2 separate regions of the Homo sapiens genome follow, and region 1 is linked to region 2. Evidence: read pairs that join two places in POLR2A ChIA-PET (ENCODE). Cell type or tissue: Panc1. All regions are shown on one strand. Each heading gives the region's core, and the rest is flanking DNA. Links, peaks and the distances in the headings are about the cores only. Region 1 has its middle 57 kb from the start of LINC02946. Region 2 has its middle 40 kb from the start of LINC02946.

Region 1 (4,396 bases), core at 146-4,145, 98 kb before region 2:
TAACTACAAAACACTGAAGAGAGAAATTAAAGGAGACCTAAATAAATGGAGAAATATATCATGTTCATGGATTGGAAGATACAATACCGTTAAGATGTCAATTCTATCCAATTAGATGTGGAGATTCAGCATAATCAAAGTCCCAGTAAACTTTTGAATCAATAAGACTCAGTAAGCTGATTCTAAAATGTATATGGATAAGCACAGGAACTGTTTGGAAAGGCCAAACAATATAGTTAATTGATTTTTGACAAAGATGTTAAGATAATTCAATGGAGAATTACTAATAGTAATTTGAGCAAAGGATTAAAAAAAGAGAACCTTAATATACACCTCAGAACTTTTTCAATATTAGCTCATGGATTATGACCTAAATATTAAACATAAAACTTAAAAAAGTGCAAAAGAAAATGTAGGAGAAGATCTACATAACCTAGAGTTTATCAAAGAGTTTTTAGATATGACTTCAAAAGATAAATTTAATTTGATCAGTTTGGGTGCAGTGGCTCATGCCTGTAATCCCAGAACTTTGGGAGGCCGAGGTGGGTGCATCACTTGAGGTCAGGAGTTCGAGACCAGCTTGGCCAACATGGCAAAACCCCATCTCTACTAAAAGCTAATACAAAAAATTACCTGGTCATGTTGGCAGGTGCCTATTAATTCCAGCTACTTGGGAGACTGAGGCAGGAGACTCGCTTGAACCCGGGGGCTGGGGTGGTGGTTATAGTGAGCCGAGATCGTACCACTGCACTTCAGCCTGGGTGAAAGAACAAAACTCCTTCTCAAAATAAATAAATAAATAAAAATAAAATAAAAAATAAAAATAATATGATCAAATTTAAAAGCTTTGCTCTGTGAAAGATACACAGAAATACAAAGAGAATAAAAAGATACCCAGAGAATGAAGACAAACCAGACTAGCAGGATATGTTTGCAAGTCACAAATCTAATAAAGATCTTGTATATGGAATACATAAGGAACACTCAAAACTCAGTAAGGAAACCACCCATTTCTTAAAAAATGGGCAAAGGATCTGAACGCACACTTAACGAAAGAAGACACAAGGACAGCAAGTTCCAAGCAAATGAAAAGATAGCAAATCCTAAGCAAATGAAAATGTAGCAAATCCTAAGCATATGAGCAGATACTCAACAATACCAGTCATTAGGGAAATGCAAATTAGAACTACAAACTTTACATACAAAACACAAGCTTGGAAATAAAAGTATTATGAATTTCAAGATGACAGGAGCAGAGCATTAAACCAAGTGGGGGGCCCCTCTGAGCCAAGGGCCCCATGTGACTGCGTAGGCCACCTGCCTGTAAAACCAGCCAACACAATTTGTGCAGAAAAAGAAAAATGGCAAAGTAGAAGCTTACTATTTTCAGCAGGTAAGCCCCAAATTACTGATAACCTTGATATTCATAGTGATAATACCTAAAGCAAAATCAATGTTGGTTAGATGTCAAGGTGGCTGATAACTTGTTAAATTAATTATTTACCAATTTGTTTCATGATATAAAATTTTCTCAAAGCATTTTCTAAAAGGAGACAAAATCAACAACAAAAATGTAAATACATTCCGTTCTATTATTCTCTTCTTGCGTAATTTTACCACACGATCAGTGCCTTAAGTAGCAAGATGATACAGGTAATCATAAAAACAGAATGGGCTCATATCATTGCTTTTTCTCTGGTCTGAATTTTAAAATCTTACTTGGGCATAGATTTCTACCAAATTGTTGAAAATAACATCTTCTTCTAAAGAAAAACATAAACGCACTTGGTCCGCATAGAACAAATGACTTTTTTTTTTCTTTCTTTCTTTTCTTTTTTTTTCAAGACGAAGTCTTGCTCTATCACTCAGGCTGGAGTGCAGTGGCACGATCTCGGCTCACTGCAACCTCCACTTCCCAGGTTCAAGCAATTCTCCTGCCTCAGCCTCCTGAGTAGCTGGGATTACAGGCACACGCCACCACACCCTGCTACTTTTTGTATTTTTAGTAGAGATGGGGTTTCACCATTTTGGCCAGGCAGGTCTGGAACTCCTGACCTCGTGATCAGCCTGCCTCAACCTCCCAAAGTGCTGGGATTACAGGCGTGAGCTGCCACACCCGGCCACAAATGACTTTTCAAAAAGTTGCAGATCTTAGAGAGTCATCTCGGTTCCAAGAAGAATAAGAACTTTTTATAAGGCAAAATCATTTCTGTTAACAGGGGAAAATTTTTATCTAACGACGTTTAGTGGGAAATGGGAAAATTCTCATTTCCCCTGGCCAAATGCTATTGACAGAGCAATAACAAAAGGAGAAAAGCATGTCTGTGAAGATTATGTGAGAATTTCCAATAGCTGGTATCTGAGAATTGCTCTGGTCAATTGCAGAAACTGCTTTAAAAAGAAAGAAAAATACCTTTCAGGGATGAAGCTATCATACCAAAATTTAGAACGTCCTATTCCTCAGTTAGATGAACTAAGGGCTAATTTTTCCCCCGCACCAGGACAGGCAATTCATTCCAGGGACCACTCAGTAATTCATGATAGGGAGTTGAAGTTTCTGCATTTCTAAAATGCAACTGTTTTGTTAGTTTCTTGCCAGAAGCTGTCTTGTAAAACATAGCTAATCCTGTGTTTGTGTACCTATGATTCACAGCTGAAATATGACAGGAATGTGGTTTTTATTTTTATTTTATCATTATTATTATTACTTTCTGAGATGGAGTCTCACTCTGTCACCCAGGCTGAAGTACAGTGGCGTGATCTCGGCTCACTGCAACCTCTGCTTCCTGGGTTCAAGCGATTCTCATGTTTCAGCCTCAAAAGTAGCTGAGACTACAGGTACTCGCCACCACGCCTGGCTAATTGTTTTTTATTTTTAGTAGAGGCGGGGTTTCCCCATAGTGGCCAGGCTGGTCTTGAACTACTGACCTCAGGTGATCCTCCTGCCTCGGCTTCCCAAAGTTCTAGGATTACAGGTGTGAGCCACTGTGCCTGGCTGGAAGCCAGGTTCTTAATGCTCTAGATCATTGCAGATCTTGCTAAAGGCCTGGAAGAAATAGGAAGGCAGGAGAACTTTTAAAAAAAATTGTCAGTGAAGCTCTGCATTGTCATTCAGTAAGCTGGCTCAGGTAGTCTTCAGGTGGACAACATCTTGAGCCAAAGTTGGCTCCAGGTACAACTGCTGCTGTTGGTAAGTCCTTCCTCTAGCATTGATTACAGTCCAGCAGAAGCTGCTGTTCTCATCATGGGCTGGGTACAAAGGGAAGATATCCATCTGTTCTTGTCTCTGGATGAATATATTTAATCAAAATGAATACAGATCTCTCCTGTCATATTAGATTTTATTTTCCTGGTCACTGAAGATTTCCAGACAGATTGCTGGTATGTACTTTTTAGAACAATCACATTTGGATTTTAGAGGGATATTGACAGAAACACAAATGTTTATATGTCTCAATTTCACTAACATTTTTAGGGTTTTCCTATATATGAGCATGTAGAGGAAATAGAATAGAAAGGGGAATAGTAAACTAAACTAGGTTTGTCTGCCTTTATCTATGACCTTTATCTATGACCTTACATTACAATACAGGAGATAACATATGTGGGTGAATAAATATGACAAAGAAAGTGGTAAGGGTTATAAAGCAGGCAACGCAAGACACTGTCATTGTTCAGAACAGCACAAGATTGCTTCCAACTAGGGCGATTCAAAAGGAAAGCTCAGCATGGAGAAGCCAGTGTTGTAGCTGGGTGTCAAGGATGGACCCATATGGCCACTTTGTGTGGGGACCTTAGAAGCAAAGGCAGATCTCTCGGAATTTCAAGACTCATGTTGGAAATGGCAAGTTCATCCTGTGGAGCTATACAGTCAGGTCTCAGCAGAAGAACTTGCAGAGGTTGAATTTACATTGCAGAAAATTTAGATACCTGGCTAAAGCGGGAGTCACTGAAGCTTGCGAGCCTGAAAGTGACTTGATCTTGCAGTTGTCAGGAAAATAATTCTCCAAGGGAGTGCAAGGTAGATAAAACTTGAGAGAGAAGGGAACAGGGGAGACCATCTGGGGGTTACCAGAAATGTTTGGGTAAGAGACAGCAAAACTCTGAACCAGTAGGGAGGGGTGAAGACGGAGAAGGGTAGGGAGTTGTTGGGTTTGGGGAATTAGAGACCCAGTGATGTTGGCATTGAAGATGATGGTGCCTTCCATCACTTTGTCATTTTGCAGGTGAGAGAAGGGTCCAGTCCGTTCACAGTCCTGCACAAGGGGAAGTAGCTTCCTGATGGAAATTTCCAATCATGCATGTTTGTTTCTCTAAACTCCACTGTTCTGTCTTTTTCAGCTGTGTGACATTTTTGGGACTTACTAGCAATCACTTTATTTTCTCATTTTCCTAA
Region 2 (4,396 bases), core at 107-4,106:
ATACAATGTACTGATAGAACACAAGCCGCCGTGCTCCTTCAAGCCGCCGTGCTCCTTCAAGCCACAGTGCTCCTTCCAATGGATTGAGCTCCAGAGGGCTCTAAATTCATAATCAGCAACTCTTTACCCTCCAATCTGATGAGGAAAGTTGGAGATAGATGATAACAAGAGATCTCTGTCCTCTAACGCCCCTCTCTCTTTGTTTCCTAAGTTCATCTCTCACATTCCCTACATTTGTTCTCTGGCACCACCTGCCTCGGTTTCACACCTCATCTCCTCTACTGGCCACCTTCTGTCCACCTTACAATCCTGGGACCCAGCAGCCAGCACCATCTCCCTCCTGTATGCATCTGCTCTCCATAGCAACAATTAGCTCTTTGTTATATGAATAGATTATCCTATTCCCTGTCTGTGCTGGCCGGTGTAGCACACTGTCCTATCTAGCTAATTATATGCATAGTTACATCAAGGTAGGATAGCATACCATCTTGTCCCATGGTTATAACATGTGCATGTGTGTGTTACCTAGCCAGCTTGTTTAAGAGTTCTTCCAGGGCTATACTTTGTAAGAGCTAGTGCAAATGTGAAAAACATAATTAAAATAATAGCTGCAATAGCTGGACAAATAAACTGTGGCACATCCAGTAAATGAAATAGTATTCAGCCCTGAAAAGAATCTATCAAGCCATGAAAAGACATTTAGGAACCTAAATCCATATTAGTAAGTGAAAAAAGCCAATCTGAAAAGACCACATATGGTACAATTCCAACTATATGACATTCTGGAAAAGACAAAACTATGGAGACAGTAAAAAGATTGTTGGTTGTCAGGGGCAAGGCAGAAGGGAGGGATGAATAGGTGAAGCACAGAGGATTTTTAGGGCAGTGAAAACATTCTGTAGGATCCTAGAATGGCAGATACATGTCATGCTACATTTCCTCAAACCTATCGAATGTGAAACACAAGAGTGAACCCTCAAGTAACCTATGGACTTTGGGTGATAATGATGTCTCATTGTTACCTCATCTAATGCAGCAAATGCACCACTCTGGTGGTAGATATTGATAATGGTGGAGCTGTACACATGGGCGGGCACTGGGTAGATGGGAAATCTCTGTACCTTCTGCTCAGCTTTGCTGTGAATCTAAAACTGCTTTAAAAATAAAGTTTATTCAAAACTGTATAATTAGCCAGGTGTAGTGGTTCACACCCATAATCCCAGCACTTTGGGAGGCTGAGGTGGGCAGATCACTTGAGGCCAGGGGTTCAAGACCAGCCTGGCCAACATGGTGAAACCCCGTCTCTACTAAAATTAAAAATAAAAATAATTAGCTGGGTTTGGTGGCACACACCTGTAGTCTCAGCTACTTGGGAGGCTGAGGCAGGAGAATTGCTTGAACCTGGGAGTTGGAGGTTGCAATGAGCTGAGATCACACTGCAACACTCCAGCCTTGGTGAGAGGGAGACTTCGTCTCAAAAAAAAATGTATAATTATAAAATGGCTAACATATATTGAGGACTTCCCCATGCCCTCATATAAAGCACTCTATATGTTATCTCTTTCGGTCCTTAAAACAACTCTCTGAAGTGTATACCATTATTAACGCTGCTTTATATATATGGAAAATAGGGCCCAGAGAGGTTTAGAAACTTGTTCAAGGTCACACAGAAAGGACTGGCTCCATAAGCTAGAGAATGTGGCTTTTTTTTTTTTTTTTTTTTTTTTTTTTTTTTTTTACAAAAAAAGCATCTGAGCTAGCATTGAGCACTGAGTTTTCAGCAGATCCTGGAGGCGTCTGCCTCTGCTCTGCATAGATGATGAGCAGCTGATTGTGCTGTCTCCATGTGGATGCAGATGAAGTTTGTTACAGAAAACTGAAAGTACCTCTCCTTGCCATTGGTAAGCAAACAGTGAGTCACTGACTGGAGCTTGATGGAAATAAGATCACCAGGCACTTGTATATAAACAAGTGTGCTTCTCTCGCCATGACAATGATTCATTTTGAGCAGAGAGCTAGAATTTCTATTCCCACGAGGCCTAACCTGTATTTTTGTGTGCAGTCTGCTTCTGCCCTGTTGTTTAGGATAAGCAGCCTCTTAGGTGGTTTAGCCCAGCGGTCCCCAGCCTTTTTGGCACCAGGGACCAGTTTGGTGGAAGACAATTTTTCCATGGACAAGGGGGTGGGGGGTGACAGTTTCAGGATTATTCAAGCACATTACATTTATTGTGCACTTTATTTCTATTACTGTTACATTGTAATATATAATGAAATAATGATACAAATCACCATAATGTAGAATCAGTGGGAGCCCTGAGCTTGTTTTCCTGCAACTAGACGGTCCCATCTGGGGGTGATGGGAGACAGTGACAGATCATCAGGCATTAGATTCTCATACAGAGCATGCAACCTAGATCTCTTGTGTGGGTAGTTCACGATAGGGTTCTCGCTCCTATGAGAATCTAATGTTGCCGATCTGATAGGAGGTGGAGCTCAGGTGGTAAAGCCAGCCATGGGGAGTGGCCGTAAATACAGATGAAGCTTCGCTTACTCGCCAGCAGCTCACCTCCTGCTGTGCAGCCTGGTTCCTAACAGGCCACAGACCAGTACTGGTACTAGTGTGTGGTACAGGGGTGGGGACCCCTGGTTTAGTCAACTCCTGATTATTCCTGAAAGGTGTTTTATGTGGTACATTGGATTTTCTTTTGAGTTTTTCTGGAAAGTTCTTTCCCAGTTTTTTAGTTGTTAAAATGCACTCTGTAAAGTTTGTTATCCTCATTCCCTCTTTTGATTTCAGTTGAACATAAGCTGTGTAGCCAGTCTCAGGCTGGAGAAGGGTGTGACCAGGCATGTTGAGGGGAGTTTCAGAGGCCTCCTGGTCCAGCCTCACAGGATGGGGGAACTTTGGTGCCTGTCTGGTGTGAGTGCCTCACTTGTCGATGAGGGCCCCAGGGAGGTTTTCTGACCTGCATAGGCCTCCTCAGTCAGGGACAGACAGGTTTAAAACTCAAGGTTGACCAGGTGCTGTGGCTCATGCCTGTAATCCCAGCACTTTGGGAGGCTGAGGTGGGCAGATTGCTTGAGCCCAGGAGTTCAAGACCAGCCTGGGCAACATGGGGAAATCCCGTCTCGACAAAAAAATATAAAAATTAACCAGGTGTGGTGGCGTGTGCTGGTAATGCCAGCTACTCAGGAGGCTGAGGTGAGAGAATTGCTTGAGCCCAGGAGGTGGAGGTTGCAGTGAGCCAAGATCATGCCACTGTACTACAGCCTGGGCAACAGAGCAAGACCCTGCTTCAAAAAAAAAAAACAAAAAACCTACCAGCTGAGGGCTGCTCTCATGCTATGCTCTTTCTCTCCAATTGTCCTCTGAATCTATCCTGTCTTCTCTCACTGTACCACGTGAGTTTAAATTCTGAGCCTTTCAACTACACCTGGGCAGGTCTGCAGGTCCGGCCCAGTGCCTAACCCTCCCCGTCTTATCTCACGGCCTGCCCCACCTGCCTGGCTTACGAGCGCAGATGTTTTCAAACTGCTAGGTGCTGAGAAGTGAGTTCTCACCAACTACTAGGTCAGCTCCCAGAAAGGAAGCCTAGTTCTTTATGGACAAATGAAATTGAGCCCTGGAAAGGGCCTTAGCTGGCCGTCCAGTATATTTGCTCCTGGTCTTCCTCGCCACCACAAACCCCAGGAGAGGGAAATTTATTCCAGCTAAGGGAAAAAAAAATTCCCATAAAGTATCTGCCCTAAAATACATGTCTTAAATAGTGACACTGAGTTGCTTGAAAGATCTTTGTTTCATTTAAATGATAAAGCCGCATGGGCAAGCCAGCCAGCTGAGGCTGCGTGCTGGGCCTGTGGCAGCTCCGGAAGCCACAGCAGGACCAATGGAGATGCCTCTCTGAACTGAGTATCAGCTAAGCAGAGACAGGGGTTGCCTGGTAGAGAGGGCTATTAGCGATTCCTGCTTCCCAGGAGTGGTTTGGTCTTAGACGCACCTAAAGGAAATTTTCACTCCCTGAGCTCTCCCTTAGAGCAGGATGGAAGCAGCTGCCCTTCCACTCCAGGGCTGGATTCCACTGCTTCTCTCCTTCCTCCCCTGACTCTTTTCCTAACCCCTCCAGTGTGGGTGTCCCCACTGGTCCTATTTTAGTTTAAATCTCTCCATGGCAGGAACATACATTCTCAAAAGTCCCGTCTACCTGCAGCCCTGCTTCTTGTGGCTAAAAGTTTGCAATTTGACTGCTGTGGCCTAGCCACCACCCTTCTATGGCCATCAATATGGGTACCTCCCTTGACTCTGCTACCTCCTACTCTTTTTTCCAGGTTTCAGCTCTTTGGAGATGCAGGTAATAGGACTAGGTGTTGAAGGAGGCCTCATGGCCCGTTAAATAAG

The links. ChIA-PET counts read pairs that join two places held together with the same protein. Peaks named below come from ENCODE experiments on the same cell type or tissue, not always from the same donor. Only the 100,000 strongest peaks of a DNase experiment are listed, where the experiment ranks them.
Region 1: POLR2A ChIA-PET joins it to region 2 with 10 read pairs; 4 of 35 experiments call an interaction of 5 or more read pairs at or near these places.

Annotation. Positions count from the first base shown.
Region 1 is chr2:105,551,096-105,555,491 of GRCh38, forward strand. No RefSeq gene overlaps it. Among named protein-coding and RNA genes, the nearest start is that of LINC02946, 57 kb to the right of the region's middle. In Panc1, for the core only: no CTCF peak of the experiment used is centred there; no DNase peak of the experiment used is centred there; H3K27ac peaks cover 608 bases.
Region 2 is chr2:105,648,710-105,653,105 of GRCh38, forward strand. No RefSeq gene overlaps it. Among named protein-coding and RNA genes, the nearest start is that of LINC02946, 40 kb to the left of the region's middle. In Panc1, for the core only: no CTCF peak of the experiment used is centred there; a DNase peak (open chromatin) is centred at 1,972; H3K27ac peaks cover 450 bases.